2 separate regions of the Mus musculus genome follow, and region 1 is linked to region 2. The links are chromatin loops, found by intact Hi-C in ENCODE. Cell type or tissue: left cerebral cortex. All regions are shown on one strand. Region 1 overlaps Atp6v1b2 (ATPase, H+ transporting, lysosomal V1 subunit B2). Region 2 overlaps Ints10 (integrator complex subunit 10).

The links. Hi-C counts contacts between places; a loop is a spot of excess contacts. Peaks named below come from ENCODE experiments on the same cell type or tissue, not always from the same donor. Only the 100,000 strongest peaks of a DNase experiment are listed, where the experiment ranks them.
Region 1: a loop joins it to region 2, with 5 times the contacts of the local background. A loop is called at or near these places in 4 of 42 quality-filtered maps.

Annotation. Positions count from the first base shown.
Region 1 is chr8:69,100,708-69,108,707 of GRCm38, forward strand. Atp6v1b2 (ATPase, H+ transporting, lysosomal V1 subunit B2) reads left to right here. Exons shown (of 14, transcript NM_007509.3): 3 at 658-756; 4 at 1,229-1,322; 5 at 1,457-1,534; 6 at 1,744-1,883; 7 at 2,055-2,156; 8 at 2,673-2,770; 9 at 2,938-3,061; 10 at 5,102-5,252; 11 at 6,875-6,957; 12 at 7,576-7,680. Among named protein-coding and RNA genes, the nearest start is that of Slc18a1, 15 kb to the left of the region's middle. In left cerebral cortex, a CTCF peak has its summit at 6,596 (motif pointing left); a DNase peak (open chromatin) is centred at 3,632.
Region 2 is chr8:68,798,673-68,806,672 of GRCm38, forward strand. Ints10 (integrator complex subunit 10) reads left to right here. Exons shown (of 17, transcript NM_027590.4): 5 at 3,644-3,725; 6 at 4,211-4,351; 7 at 6,142-6,313. It also overlaps the pseudogene Gm15549. Among named protein-coding and RNA genes, the nearest start is that of Ints10, 8.7 kb to the left of the region's middle. In left cerebral cortex, no CTCF peak of the experiment used is centred here; no DNase peak of the experiment used is centred here.

The DNA.
Region 1 (8,000 bases), 300 kb after region 2:
GGTTCTGTGTGTGTGTGTGTGTGTGTGTGTGTGTGTGTGTGTGTGTGTGTGTGTGTGTGTACACTAGATACTAGATATAGATAGTGAGTTTGAGGCCAGCTTGAGTTACATTACATAGTGTCTTAAAAAATGAACAGTGTAAAAAACTGGATGGGGCTGTGGGGTAGAGGAGAATCTTAGAGATATAGATTCTACATTCTTGCATAGGAGGATATATATCTGTTTAGATTAGATTGAGGGAGACCTTGCACATTATCTTAGTCTGATAATAATATTACATAATAACAATTTATCTTTCATCTCTTACATGAGGCCTGTGTGATTGCAGATAAACATAGCCCAGTGAACATCAATCTGTGAGTGCTAGAAACATTGTTGGTAACTTTATATCTTTCTGCAGTCTCTAAACCTATACACATAGAGGAAAACTATTAAATGTAATTGCTGTGCTTTTGTAGGATCATATCCTTCTCTCTGTACCTTGCACTAGTTTGCCACTTTGTACACTAGTAATATAAGTTACAGGGATCCAGATGCAACTCCCATGTATTTGTTGAAGAAAGTGCCTAGACAACAAGGCCATGGTGGAGATGCGTAGAGTAGCGTGGGTACCGTCTAGGATGCTGATTACTAATCCCTCACTGTGCTCCTGCTTAGTTTCCCAGATACGCTGAGATTGTCCACTTGACATTACCAGATGGCACAAAGAGAAGTGGGCAAGTCCTAGAAGTTAGTGGCTCCAAAGCAGTGGTTCAGGTGAGTGCCACTCAGAACCATTGAGGCATTTCCCAATCAAAGCCCATCGTTCCGTGACAGGACAGTGATGAGAAGTGCATTCACTGGCGATCGGATGCCATCAAAATGGTACCTAACTCAGCTCTTGGATTTCTTCCTTAAAATTCCTATCTTTTAATGTTATTTTATTATAGAGAAAGAGAAATTTCTCAGTATGTACCCAAAAAATATTCTAGGGCAGTAGCAGGTTAAATTTGTAAAAGTAGATGGATGGGGTTCTGGGGGTTATTGGTTTTTTGGTTTTTTTATATTTATAAGATGGCCAGAAGTCCTTAGTTTCTTTTTCCTTGTTCTTTGTTTTAAACATCCTTTTTACACATAAAGGTCCTCAGCTCCTTGGGATGTTTGACCCTGCAAGCAGGACCTTTGGTCTAGTTAGTGTCCCTGACCTAAATATCTTTTACCCTTCTACTTGATTCTCTTTTTTTGGTAGGTATTTGAAGGGACATCTGGTATAGACGCCAAGAAAACATCCTGTGAGTTTACTGGAGATATTCTCCGAACACCAGTGTCTGAGGATATGCTTGGTAAGTGACTATCACTCTTCGTTCCGTACACAGATCTGTTTCCTTTTAAACATATTTATTTAAAATCTAGAAACATACAAGCACAGATTGGGAAGTATGGGTTTACTCTGTTCTGTCTTGTTGCTGTTGTATAGGTCGAGTATTCAACGGATCAGGAAAACCCATTGACCGAGGCCCTGTGGTGCTGGCTGAAGACTTCCTTGACATCATGGGTAGGGGCAGTAGATGGGTGTCAGTGTTGGGGAAACTAACTCTGTCTACTGGCAGCCTTACCGGAGAGAGAATAGTTATGGTAACATTGAAAGGAGATAGATAAATACAGAGAAATTCTTTGTTTGAGTTCTGACCTTTTAATTATTTGTTTGTATCCATGACCAATGTGCAGACATACTAACATTTTTCCCTTTTTGGAATACATCAGGTCAGCCAATCAACCCTCAGTGTCGGATCTATCCAGAAGAGATGATTCAGACGGGCATTTCCGCCATCGATGGCATGAACAGTATTGCTAGGGGACAGAAAATCCCCATCTTTTCTGCTGCTGGATTACCACACAACGAGGTGAGGGCAGATGGACTTGTCGTGCCGTGTGTAGTCACGGGGGGAATACACACATCAGCTTACCTACCACGGACTTGATGTTTTAATTCAGGCTACTAATTAAAGTATTCAAGAGAGAAGAATAAATTACTTTGTTGTCAGGATATGATTTTTAGTTTTCATCCTTAACAGATTGCAGCTCAGATCTGTCGCCAGGCTGGTTTGGTAAAGAAATCCAAAGATGTAGTGGACTATAGTGAAGAAAATTTTGCCATTGTGTTTGCTGCTATGGGAGTAAGTATGGTATTATGTTTGGGAATAACATAAAATTAACTGTTGTTAGAAAGAGGTGATAAACTATACAAAATCAACTTTATTCTTAGATAGAAACTCTGTATCTTGGCATTTTAGCAAAACTTAGGAGTCAGATTTAGCATGTAGCTGAAACCTAATAAGACTTTGCATGCCAAAGTGCTTTACTCTGACTTGCACTTAAAAAAGAAAAAAATGGAGGCTTGAAACGTACATATGTATGTGGTTATATTAAAGGCAGGTTCATGGGGAAGCTGCCCTCTGGGAATTCACTGGCCCCAAGAATTAAGGCCAGGGGAGTCCCCATGGGGAGGGGAGGGAGAGAAAGAGGAAGGTTTGTGCACACATGCAGAGAAAGAAGAGGAGGAGGAAAGAAAAAAGAGGAAGAGAGCTTGACTGTTTAAAACAGAATAATTTAGATTTATAGCTTGGCCTTCCTCAGAAATAGATGCTGAGAATGTTCTTTTGCATTGCACTGATGACGTCACTGATACTTAGGTAAACATGGAAACAGCCCGGTTCTTTAAATCTGACTTTGAAGAAAATGGCTCAATGGACAATGTCTGCCTTTTTTTGAATCTGGCTAATGACCCAACGTAAGTAAAACTTGTTTCTCTCTGAGTTACTGCCTACAGAGGCATCTTTAAAGTAATTTTGTTTTCCTCTCCTCTGTGAACTAAGAGTGTCAAAAGGAAAATGCTGCTGTCGCAGCCTTGTTTTGGTTGTGGCTTTTGAGTGACCTGGGACGTGTGTTCCCTTTCAGCATTGAGCGGATCATCACTCCTCGCCTGGCTCTGACCACGGCCGAGTTTCTGGCATATCAGTGTGAGAAGCACGTGCTGGTGATCCTGACGGACATGAGCTCCTACGCTGAAGCGCTGCGAGAGGTAACTCTTCCCTTCTTTTTTTCCTTCTTTTCTCAAACAAAATGTGTCAAGTAGGGTCATCTTGATCTTTTGTAAGTTTCTGTTTTTCTTTAATCATAAAAGAGATAGTACAAGGCTGGGTGTGGTGGCACACGCCTTTAATCCCAGCCCTTGGGAGGCAGAGGCAGGAGGATTTCGGAGTTCGAGGACAGCCTGGTCTACAAAGTGAGTTCCAGGACAGCCAGGGCTACACAGAGAAAACCTGTCTCGGGAAAAAAACAAAACAAAACAAAACAAAACACCCAGATAGTACAATTTTTTTTGTCTCTGTCAACTTGGAAATAGTAGAGAGTGAGATTAAAATTAGTAACTGTCACTGTCTCTCTCAAGGGCTGAAGAAGTAAGAAAGCACCACAAGCGGATGGTAGTGTTTCATTCCCAAGAACTTCTGACCATACTGTGTGTTAACCCTGTGTACATTTGTGTGTGTGTGTGTGTGTGTGTGTGTGTGTGTGTGTGTGTGTGTGTGTGTGTTTATGTGCTCACGGAGGCCAGAAGGGGGCACCGATTGCCTGGAAGTGGGTGGCTGTGAGGATCCCAGTGTGGGTGCTTGAAACCAAACCCAGGAACTCAGCCAACACTCTTAGCCTGCTAAGCCTGTTAACTCTTGAGTGCACAAAAAGACTGAGGAAACCTGCTCTCTAATGACCTGTATTTTAAAGTCCCCAAGATCATTACCACATTGTCACAGTGTTTACGTTGACTCTGAAAGACTGGAGTCTTGTCTTCATTGAAGCAGATCCATACCTTTGTTAACGAAAAAAAATGAGCTAAGAGAAAGATTTTTGTTTGTTGGGATCAAAGGCGTGCGCCACCACTCCTGGCAAACCTAGGTTTACTTCATGTTAGATTCATTAGCATCCAAGTGTTCTTAGAGATTGCTATGACAGTTCTATTGTGCATCGATGAACACAGGTCTGTGGCTCACACTTTGAGTAGCAGTGCAAGAATCCTACATTGGCAATCCTCTTAGGTTCTTGTGATGGTAGAGCTATGCAAGTACCTATTCTTCTATGCATGTCTCTGAGGAAGACCTTTAATTATATTTTGTGTGGTGGGGTAGAGTCCTGGCTCTCTGATCAGGTGCGTATGTAGCCCAGGCTGGCCTTGAAATCTTACTGTGTAGCTGAGATTGACCTTAAACTTCTATCTCCTGCCTCTCCGAAGTGTTGGGATTCTCAGTCTATGCCGCTGGGTTCTGCCTCTTTGCTCTTGGGAAGCTTACCTGAGGCTCGGTTCTGGCTGCAAATTTTAGATAAACTTTCTTGTTTGGCTGTTGTGAAGATCTGACTGACTGATGTGTGAGTGTAACAAGTGATGGGTTTTTGGTTTGTGCTCCTCATTTTGACCTTATTGGGACTGTTTTACGTAAAAATGGATTGATTTGCAACATGACATAGTTAATGAATTGAAAATTTAGGCTTTGGAATTAACTCTACTTGACTGGGTCTCAGTGTGGTCCAAGCTATCTTTGAACTTCTGTTGAGACCTTGAGGCTTCCCAGGCTACATGTACACCGACTTAGCCACAAGTTCATGTTTAAGACCTCCTGCCTTAGCCTTCCCATGCTGGGATTACAGGTGTATACCACCATACCCAACTAAATTACTTTCACAGAATTTATTTATCCATAGTATTTATTATTGTCGCCCATTTTTATTTTACTTATTCACTTATTTATTTTTAAACACAGAAGTAAGCCTTATAAAAAGAGCAGAATGTTTTTGTGTCCCTAAACTTCAAAGATTACTACCCATTCAGAGCTGAGAAATGTATACTCCTTAGCAAACTTAAAATCGCGGAAATGACCATATGAATAGAATCTGAGAGTAGCACCAACGCTTCCAGCCCCAACTGAATTTCTGATTCATTTTCATTTTCAGCATTCTTGCTTTACAAATGTCTAAGTTAACACTTTGTTGGACATATTCAAACAGACCTTCTAACCAGACCTTTTCTTACTCTGACATGTCATGACACTCTTCTTTGATTTGTTATCAGGTTTCAGCTGCCAGGGAAGAGGTCCCTGGTCGGCGAGGCTTCCCAGGCTACATGTATACCGACTTAGCCACAATCTATGAACGTGCCGGTCGAGTGGAAGGTAGAAACGGCTCTATTACCCAAATCCCTATTCTCACCATGCCCAATGACGGTAAGTTTGCATCTTTGATTGCTCTAGACTTAATTATTGTAAGGGCTTCTTATTTGTGAGAATGTGTATGTATGTGTTAATATTTATTCATGTGTATGGGGGCAGGGGGAGTGCTTTCCACAGTGTCAGAGAACAACTTGACCAGAGTTCATTCTCTCCTAATATGTAGGACCTAGGGAACCCAGGTCATCGGGCCTGGTGCCAAGTGCCTTTTCCAGCTCGTTAGCCCTGGTAGGGCAGAAGTCAGCTGTCTGCCTTTTTGAGTTACAATCCTTTTGAGAGCTTGACCTCAAAGTTTAACCTTAAATAGATACTTATACCCAAATGCCATTTTCAGTTAAAGATTATTTCTAATTGTCCTTACCACTGTTTGTAAGAAAAGCAATTTTCTTTGTAACTTGAATTTTAAATTTTCATTTATGAGTATTAATTGAATGGCTGCTATTTTCAGAGCACTATTTTAGTTATGAAGAATTTGTTTCTACTTAATGTAAGCTACTTGGATTTTCTTGCCAGTCCTTCAGAGTTATAGTAAATAGTTAAACTTGCAGTGAAGAGTATAGATGTAAAGGCCCCAGACTTCTGAGATATTTAACTTGAGTAGGAAGCAGCTTGCTTTTCCTGGGCCTGTGTAAGGAAGGCCTCAGTGCAGCAAGGCTGCGTGTGCTCAGTGTGGGGCTCTGCTGAATGCCTGGCAGAGGTGCTGAGGCACAGGGAAGTAGAGTGGTCTCTTAGGTTCAGAAGTCAGTTGTGCTGCATGACCTGTTTGAGAAGGGCAGACACAGAGCAGCGGTCTGCATCCACAGGTACTTCATAGTGTGCAACACATGTTGGAGTTACTGTAACTAAACAAATGAAATGGCCATTTAATATGATAGCTGCGAGGCACATTGCCCTATATTTAAAATCAAGTTGATTAAAATGAAATTTGAAATTCAGTCCTTCAGTTTCATTAGCCACGCTCAGGTGCTCAGCAGCCATGTTTAGCAAATGCTGCTCTGTCCTGCTTCCATATCTATTGCTGTGACAGAACACCCTGACAGAGAAAGGGGTATATTTCAGTTTATAATTCCAGATTACAGTCTGTCATTGTAAGAAAGTGGAGGCAGGAGTTAAACAGTTAGTCACGTCACACCGTGGTTAAGCAGAGGAATTCGAAGCTCAGTGTCTTCATTGCCTCACACGCAGGTCAGCACACCTCGCCTACAGAGTGCTTTCATCCTCATCCTGGGCTGGAGAGAGGGCTCAGCAGTTAAGAGCACTGACTGCTCTTCCAGAGGTCCTGAGTTCAAATCCCAGCAACCACAGGGTGGTTCACAACCATCTATAAGGGAATATGATGCCCTCTTCTGGCCCGTGAGTGTATATGCAACAGAGCACTCATACATTAAATAAATAAAACTTAAAAAAAAAAAAAAAAAAAAAGATAATTCCCTACAGATATGCTTGCAGACCAAACCAACCAAGACACTTTTCCTGGGTTGTATTCAGCTGACAACATTAACAATCACACACTATATACATCACAGCACAAATACATCACTGCAGAAAATGGTTCTCTATAGCGCTTCACAAACAGGTGAGAGAGATGTACTTTAATGCCTTATGTCTTCCTCTGGCAGATATCACTCATCCCATCCCTGACTTGACTGGGTACATTACTGAGGGCCAGATCTATGTGGACAGACAGCTGCACAACAGACAGGTATTGACTCTTGGACAGTGCTGGGGGCATGAAGCTACTCGTCACTTTCTGCTGATTTAGTTTGCTCTTTGGAACTGTTTTCTCCTAGTAAGCAGAGTAAGAATTAAAAATCACTATTTTTATTTATTTGCCTTTAAATGGCATCAGTTGTCTCAAGGAACTTTTTTTGGGGGGTAGGGGCAGGGAATTCTATGCTAGAAGTGCTACTATATGGCATGATCTGAAAAAAAAACATGATTTTTGTTGGCTTTGCATCAGATTTCTAAGATCATCTTTTAGGGGAAATTATTATAATCTTTTCATTTTGCTTATAAGATTTTTGAGTCCATGCAGGAGACTGCTTAGGTAGATACTTTGGTAGTCTAGGCAGTTGAAACTAGATTTCCAGAACAATGCTGTGCTTTCTCTATTCCACTGTATTAGATCTAATTCTCAAAAGAAATACTGTGTCCCAGGCATTTGTCACTACTGTTTCCTAGAAGATAAGGTCCCAGGCCTCACCTAGGGAAACAGTGCCTGTAAATGTGTGTACGATAGGAGAGACACGGGTGACTTTAATGTTTCTGTACAGTGAAGCCTGACGTTCACAGAGGCTCTTCTCTTCCTGCCTCACCCCAGATTTACCCTCCTATTAATGTGCTGCCCTCACTCTCTCGGTTAATGAAGTCAGCTATCGGAGAAGGAATGACCAGAAAGGATCACGCTGATGTGTCTAACCAGTTGGTACGTGTGCTTTTCTAAGGATGAGGTCTGAAAGATGTTTTTCTGCTGGCTTACCCATAACTCTTCTTTCTGTCACTCTTCTTTTCTTCCCATACGAGTAGAATCTCAGTACTGGTTTGGTTGGAATAACTCTCTGGAACAAAGCAGCCTGCTTTTCAAAAAAAAAAAAAAATGCTAATCAGGGTTAAAATACCAAGCTTGGGGGCTGCAGAGGTGACTCAGTGGTTAAAAGCGTTTCGTGTTTTTGCAAAAGGACCGACACGCTGGCTCACACTATTTGTAACTCCTGATCTGGAGGGACTGACATCTTCTGGCCTTGG
Region 2 (8,000 bases):
TCATTGAGTAAGCACCATCATGGAACTCAGTCATTCTGGATGAAATATAAGCTCTACCTTTATTGCTCAGAGAACGAAAAACTTCTTCCTTTTTATTGAGTATGAAAAAGCCCTGTAACCTTGTCAATTAAAAAAAAAAAAAGCTTCAGTTAAGAAAAAACTGTCTTTTTTTTCCTCTGGTACACCACCAACTGGCTGTCACCCCACCAGTAAGGTGTTACTGGTATTGTAAGAACAAGCCATACCCAAAGTCTCATTTCTTTGTGGTGTCCCTGATGCTAAGATCCGCATCTTTGACTTGGGATAGAAGAAAGCGAAAGTTGATGAATTCCCACTTTGTGGCCATATGGAGTCAGATGAATAAGAACAGCTCTCTTCTGAAGCACTAGAGGCTGCCCGTATTTGTGCCAACAGATACATGCTAAAGAGTTGCGGCAAGGATGGCTTTCAGATCCGAGTGAGGCTCCACCCTTTCCATGTCATCCGTATCAACAAGATGTCCAGTGCTGGGGCTGACAGGCTCCGGGTATGCATGGTGCCTATGGGAAGCCCCAGGGCAGAGTGGCCAGGGTTCACATGGCCAGGTCATCGTGTCCATCCACACCAAGCTGCAGGATAAGGAACGTGAGGCTCTCTGCAGAGCCAAGTTCAAGCTCTCCAGCCAGCAGAAGTCCACATCTCTAAGAAGCGAGGCTTCACCAGGGTTAATGCAGATGAATGTGAAGGTGTGGTTGCTGAGAAGCAGCCCATACCTGATGGCTGTGGTGTCAAATATATCCCCAGTTGTGGTTCCCAGAACAAGTGGAGAGAGCGCACTGCATTCCTGAAGGCTTCCACAGTGTTCTCCTATACCCCACCAAATCATGTTCAATAATAAATCTCACATCCAGTCTGCTTTAAAAAAGAGAGAAAAAAGAAGCCTGCCTCGTGGTAAGAAGAAGCCTGCCTGCTCTCTCTGCTCTGCTCTCCTCTTACTGGCATTGTTCCTCGTTCTTGTACTTTTTTAGGATACGCGATCACATGGTCTGCTAAGCATCTTTTCTCAAAAGTTCAAATATAAATTCAAATCTTAAATTGAAAAGAAGTTACAACAGAACGGTTTACATGTGTTTCTGTTAAGACTAGTTATTTAATTAAACATTGATTATCTGTCACTAGCTCCCACAGGTTCATTAGGAGTCTAAAACAATAATTCTTAGGTCTTAAGTTAGCACAGTTTTGTCAAGAGGCAAATCATCTGCCTTGTTTCTGATTCGTATTGAAGTTTATATAGAAAAAGCTAGTCAATATTTTATCTTCTGTCCTTGCACCTACAATCAATTATCCATTCCCAGTTTACGACCTCAGTTATAAAATAATGGTTTCACAACCAACCCAGAAGGAATGTTTTCCCTGATCATGAATTTGCTCAAGCCTGCTTTCTATCCTAGTACAATTAGCCCATGATACAGGACGGTTTACAGAGCCTTAATTGCAGCCTTTTGTATAGAGAGCTCAAAATTACCGGTATATATTTAGGAATTCTATAGAATCCTTATTAAGAATTATGAAATCATCAATTTGCCTGTTCAGCATTGTTACAAGAGAGTACATCTTTGTTGATCTGCAGAAAATCTGCCCAGTAGGGTGGGCTAATGCCTAGGAATTATTAGACTAATTTAATAATGACCAGAAAGGGCATAACAGCAATAAGAATCAATCCAGAGATGAGATTTCTGAAGACCTTGCAATTCAGAATTTACCCATCACAGACCATGCAAAAACGGTGGACCATCTGCAGAAAAGTCAACTGCTAGCTTTTGCCTCTCCTAGATGGCTCCTGACACACAGCCTTATCAGCCTAAGGAATAGTCCCCAAGTGTCAACAGTAGTATTCACTGGCAATCTGAATAGTAGAAAGTCACTTATTTCCATTGGGTTTGACAATGTGTTAGCATTTAAGTGAGAGTCAGAGCACTGGCCAGATGGATCAGTGGGTAAAAATGCTGCCAAGCCTGACAAGCTGAGTCCCACCCCTAGGTCCCTCATGGTGGAAGAAGGAAACTGATTACAGCAAGTTGTCTTTTGATCTCTACCTTAGTGCCATGATGGTGCATTTGCTACCCCAGACCCATAAATAAGTGAATTTGAAATAAATAGGAGTCATAGTTTATATTTTCAAGTGTTCCTGCACTTCGAGCCTGTTGGCTCATCTAGTCTGGCACTTCCCTAGTTCTAGGATGCGTAGTGAGTGCTGCTGGCAAACGTTGGTGGGTTGGTGTTACTTACCCCAAAGAAACTTAGTTCTAAATGTTACTAACTTCCTGTAACCCATGGGTCGTCACAGCTCAAACCATTCATTCCTTTTATTCAAAGTCTGTTGTTGGCTTTTCCCCTGTCATTTTTCTAGTGCCTGGCCTAGTTAACTTTTTCCATATTTCCTTGACTAGCTTTCTATGTCTGCCATTATAGCACACCAGAAGTGGGGTATTTTTTCACAATTCTGAAAGCTGCAATCAATCCTAAAGGAAGGTGTTGGTATTCCCCCTAAAGGCTCCAGGAGATATTCTTCCAGCGGTGTCAGTTATTAGCTGTTTCACTCCAGTTCTTGGCTCAGTTGTTACCTGGTCCTTCCTCTGTGTATCTCTCTCTTTCCTTGGCATTCTTTAGGATGCCAGTCACTACGTTTTGGCTATTCCAAAATGACCTCATTTTAACTAACTTTATCTACATAGAGTGCTTTTCCCTGAAGATGAGCTATGCAGTCATGAAGCCCATAATGTGATTTTGGTCAGTAATGGTTTATGTACATGACAGTGGTCCTGTGAAATTAAACCGTCCGGGGACAGTATGGTTTGTGATGTATACTCTGTGAATGAATTGCCTAATGATGCATTTCCTAGGCCATACCCCTATTGTAAGCCACACGTGGCTATACACAGACATATATATACACATACATGCATACACACACACACTCACACACATATTATACATACATATATACAGAATATATGTATTCTTAGGTCCTCGGTGGATATGAGTTTGGAGGACACAACTCGGACCATACATTCTTTGATCATTGCAGTGGCTTTTAACTTTGTAAGTCATGTGATCTTTTGCACTGTTTCGCTCTCACCTCGGAGATCTCTACAGTACTGCAAAGAGAATGAATTGAACATTTGGGTGCATTTTGATAGGAGACTTTCTGCTGTGCTAGGACACCTATGAGAGGAAGGTGGTCTGAAAACCCAAGACATTTTGTCCAGTATTTCACATACTGGTGGTCTTCTGGGGTCTCCGAGAGTAAGCATTGTTAGTCTTGTGTGTCTTGACAGTGTAAAGTTGGTTTCTAGTTTCTTAGAAAATCTCTCCAGCTATCATTATCTGCTTTCCCTCCAGTGTTATGCTGGGGTTTCCGTGGACATTTTGTTACCCCTTTAACTCTGCGAGTTCAGAGCGGAGTGAGACCAGAATGGACAGGTACTCGGTGAACCTGATCTTCCCGGCAGTGTCACTGACGTACTCTGGTGTTTCTAGTCCTTAAAGTAGAACTGTTTGTTTCTTTGAAAACTCTATGTGATAAATAAGAGAATACTGCTGCTGCCCATAATTCTGACATCTTGCACTGCACACATTTAAATGATATTTTATTCTGAAACAGGTTGGCCTCGGGGAGGCCCTGCTGGAAGCTGAAACCATTGAAGAACAAGACTCTCCTGTTAACTGCTTTAGAAAGCTATTTGGTAAGAAACGTTGAATTTTTATTGTTTTTTTTTTTGGGGGGGGGTAAGTGGAATACCTAGAATTGTCATTTCAGGAGTTATGTCACATATACAGCAAATGAGCTCTTTGTCATAAAATTTAATCTTGCTTTTATATTCTCAAGCTGCAAAGCATTTTAAACAACTCTTAGTTGAGTTATTTAACATGCCAAATCTCTGATAGCATGTGTATAGCATATGTGTACATATGAAGCCTAGTCATGGACACTTGTGCCTCCTCACAGGGCCAGTGGCAGATCTGTCCGTGGTGTCAGATCCACAGGCGTTTGTGTTCCTTCCTGCTCCCTCCACTGATGTCTGTTTGTACAGCTGATTTAAACAGTTGTGCCACAAGTGAATTCCCCTGTATGTTTTAGACACTAGGTTCAGTGAACAGGAAAATGGATTAGTTTCTGTCTGAACTCTAGTGTAAACAGCCTGATGAGTCCATTTCCTCCTTCCAACAGTTTGTGATGTCCTTCCTCTAATAATCAACAACCATGATGTCCGCTTGCCCGCCAATCTCTTATATAAATACTTGAACAAAGCAGCTGAATTTTACATCAACTATGTCACTCGGTCCACACAGTCAGAAAATCAGCATCAAGGTAGGTGCAAGCTTAGACTGGCTTTGCTAAAGTCATTTAGAAGGCCCACTGATTGTCACTCTCTGGATATGTACTTGTTTGGTAGTTTTTCTAAAAGGTGACTCTAGGGAAAAAAGTATGTAATAATTAAGAGCTGATATTTTTCCTACTTGACTGAAATAGTCTGGTTGCTAAGCATCACACAGGTGCCATAGTTCAGAAGCCACTTCCTGCTTTGACCAGCCACTACAGTCATCCCACACGTGTGCTGTTAGCGATTTACTGTATGAACAGCATAGGTATACCAAGCTAGATGGTATAGCCCACTATGCCATGGGCTAATTCTATGTGGAATAGCTTACTGCCTCTAAGGTACAGACCAGTACAGTTACTGTACTGAATACTGTAGACAACAGTGGCACGTGGTGTTTGTGTATCTCAGCATTCCTAAATATGGAGAACTCCTAATTGAACATTGTATGTAAGAGACGATCCAGCTGATTGTGGCACTTGCCATAGGTGGAGCTTGCAGGACTGAAAGTTAACTGGGTGTGGCAGGGTTCAGGGGAATTGAAGGCCTCATTTCACTGCATGCAGCTGTGGACTTATAAACTCAGCCTATGCAAAATTTATTAAAAGTTTTTTGGCTTTTTTTTTTTCGGTTTTTCGAGACAGTTTCTCTGTGTAGCCCTGGCTGTCCTGGAACTCACTTTGTAGACCAGGCTGGCCTCGAACTTAGAAATCTGCCTGCCTCTGCCTCCCAAGTGCTGGGATAAAGGCATGCATAAAAGTTTTGTCTTTCTTTACTAATAAATTACTATTATAACTTTAAAGTTTTTTATTTAAAAAAACCTTTTGACTCTTTTTAATACTTAAACACATTGCTTAGCTGGACAAATAGTTTCTTTGGGACTTTATAACTTTTTCACCAGGATATTTTTTTTTTATGTTTTAAACTTTAGGATTGGAGGGTCAGATGTGGGGAGGAATGGGAAGGGGAAATTATATAATTATATTTTAATTAAAATGTTATGAATTGAGAAAAATAAAGCTTTCTAACACAAAAAAGAAGGGACAAAAAGAGAGAGAACCACCCAAAACTATACCCCTCAGTGAGCAGCCATTAAAACAACAAAGGCAGGAGTGTTCAGTGATAGGCTGCTGACCTATCTTCCACCCCAGGTCCATCATTAGCCCTGAGGAGATCCTGGGAGAAGGACCTGTGGGCGGGCTCCTTGGGGAACTGTCACTTTTGCAGGACTGTGCCACTTGGGCTTTGCTTGGTCATTATTAGTTTGTTTGTTTGGTTGTTTTTTATAATCTCAGATTTCCCTCTAAGCAGTGTGCTCTGCTCTGTGAGGACCTTTGGGTGTCAGTGTCGGTTTCCAGACTTTGTGGGGAGCTGTGACGTGCCCTGGGGTCCTTCAGCTGCTTCGGCTCCTCCTCTCTTGCCTCTTTTCTAGCTCTTTGCTCCTGGGTAATCAGTGCTTCTCAGTTCCAGCATCATCTTTGAGGAGACGCCCTTTAGGGCGCTGTGCTGCTGATGTGTCAGGGTCAGTGGTCAGTCATCCGTTTGAGTGAAGATTTAGATCTTCCTCGTCTCTATCCAGTGCCGCATAATTAAGTAGTAATAATTGTAGCTTATGGGGTTTTTGTTTTAATTTTTTTTCTATCCCTATGAGCTTCCCCGCCCCCACTGTGATGTACAGTACTTTTGTCTTGTGAATGAAGAGTCAGATTTTTTTTCTCTGTCAAGTACCATATAAATAAGTAGTGATACTAATTGTGGGTTATTTTCTCTCACACGTCAGGTGCACAGGATACATCTGATTTAATGTCGCCTAGCAAGCGTAGCTCTCAGAAGTACATAATAGAAGGACTGACTGAGAAATCATCCCACATCGTCGACCCCTGGGAGAGGTTGTTTAAGATTCTGAATGTTGTTGGAATGAGATGCGAATGGCAGATGGATAAAGGGAGACGGTAATGAAGAGTTGATTTCTAGAATTCAAAGTTTTTGGTTGTGTAGAAAACAAAACCAGTTTGTTAAAAAATCAGTGTCATGCACAGATACACTTCTTTGGGGAAGTTTTGCAAGAGAAGAGGGTAGTTTTTTTTTTTTTTTTTTGATCCAAAGATTCCTAACTGAAGGGTAAACACCTAAAATGCTATTGGATGGGGATGAGCGATTGCTCACTGGATAAAGTGCTCATCATACAAGTGTGAGGAACAAGACTAAAGCTGGGCGGGCCCAACCGCTGCCTGTAATCCCAGCGCTAAGGAGGCAAACTGGCCAGCTAGACAAGTCTCAACTGGCTTTCTCTAGCCTCAGGGAGAGCCCTTTCTCAATAAGGAGTGCAGAAAGTGACCAAGAAAGAGTTTGGACGTCAACCTCAGGTCTTCACATGCACATGCATTTACTGTACTCTCATAGCACCCACACACTGCGCCACACACACGCACGCACACACACACTGCGCCACACACACGCATCCACACACGCACACGCACGCACGCACACACACACGCACACACACACACACGCACGCACACACACGCACGCACACGCGCGCGCATACACACACACACGCACACACATGCACGCGCACACACGCACGCACACACACGCGCACACACACACACGCACACACGCGCACACACACACACACACACACACACACACACACACACACACACACGAGCACACTCATGCACACACAGACAGTGCTGGAAAGCAGACTTCAAGGCCAGGGTCTACAGAGTGAGTTTCAGGATAGCTAATGCTTTACAGAGAAACCATGACTTAAAATCATAATAATAGTAATAATAATAACAGCCAGAGAGAAACTCTGTCTAGTAGTAGTACTAGTAACAAAATAATTTTAAAAAGAGATGATGTTAAGAGCTCCATCTTGTGTGAAGTCCTGCAGAGAAGAGTTAGTTAACCTGGCAGGCTTCTGTCGTGAGATTGTCTTTGTTCGTAGCTGCAGGTCAGAAGGGGAGTCCACCCCTCATGCAAACAATAAGGAATAATTCAATATGAATAAACGTCTCAGAAGAACTTGAAGTGACTAATGCAATGATGTAAAGATGAGAAATAATAAATCCTTAGTATGGAGAAAAACTAACACTGAGCTGTTGACAGGAATGTAAATTAGTACAGCTCTTATGCAAAATAGTGGGGGGCACATAATCTGACAGTAGACCTACCTTAACTGTTGTTTCTAAAGGAAATTAGCATATCAAAGAAACATCTGCATATTTGTGTTTGTTACTGTACCGTTTGTAGTGACTATCAATCTAAATGCCCATGAGTAGATAAAATGTAAATGTGTGATATAGGTATATTACAATAATATTTAGTTATAAGACTTGATAGTACATCATTTTTGGCAAAATGGATGGGTCTAGATGACAGAAAGAAAGAAAGTCAGACACAGCAAATTCACCGTGTTCCTTCTTTTCTTTTTTTTTTGGTTTTTGTTTGTTTGTTTGTTTGTTTAGTTTGGTTGGTTATTTTTTTTTTTTTTTGAGACAGGGTTTCTTTGTATAGCCCTGGCTATCCTAGAACTCACTTTGTAGACCAGGCTGGCCTCAAACTCAGAAATTCGCCTGTCTCTGCCTCCCGACTGCTGGGATTAAAGGCGTGCACCACCACTCCCGGCACCAT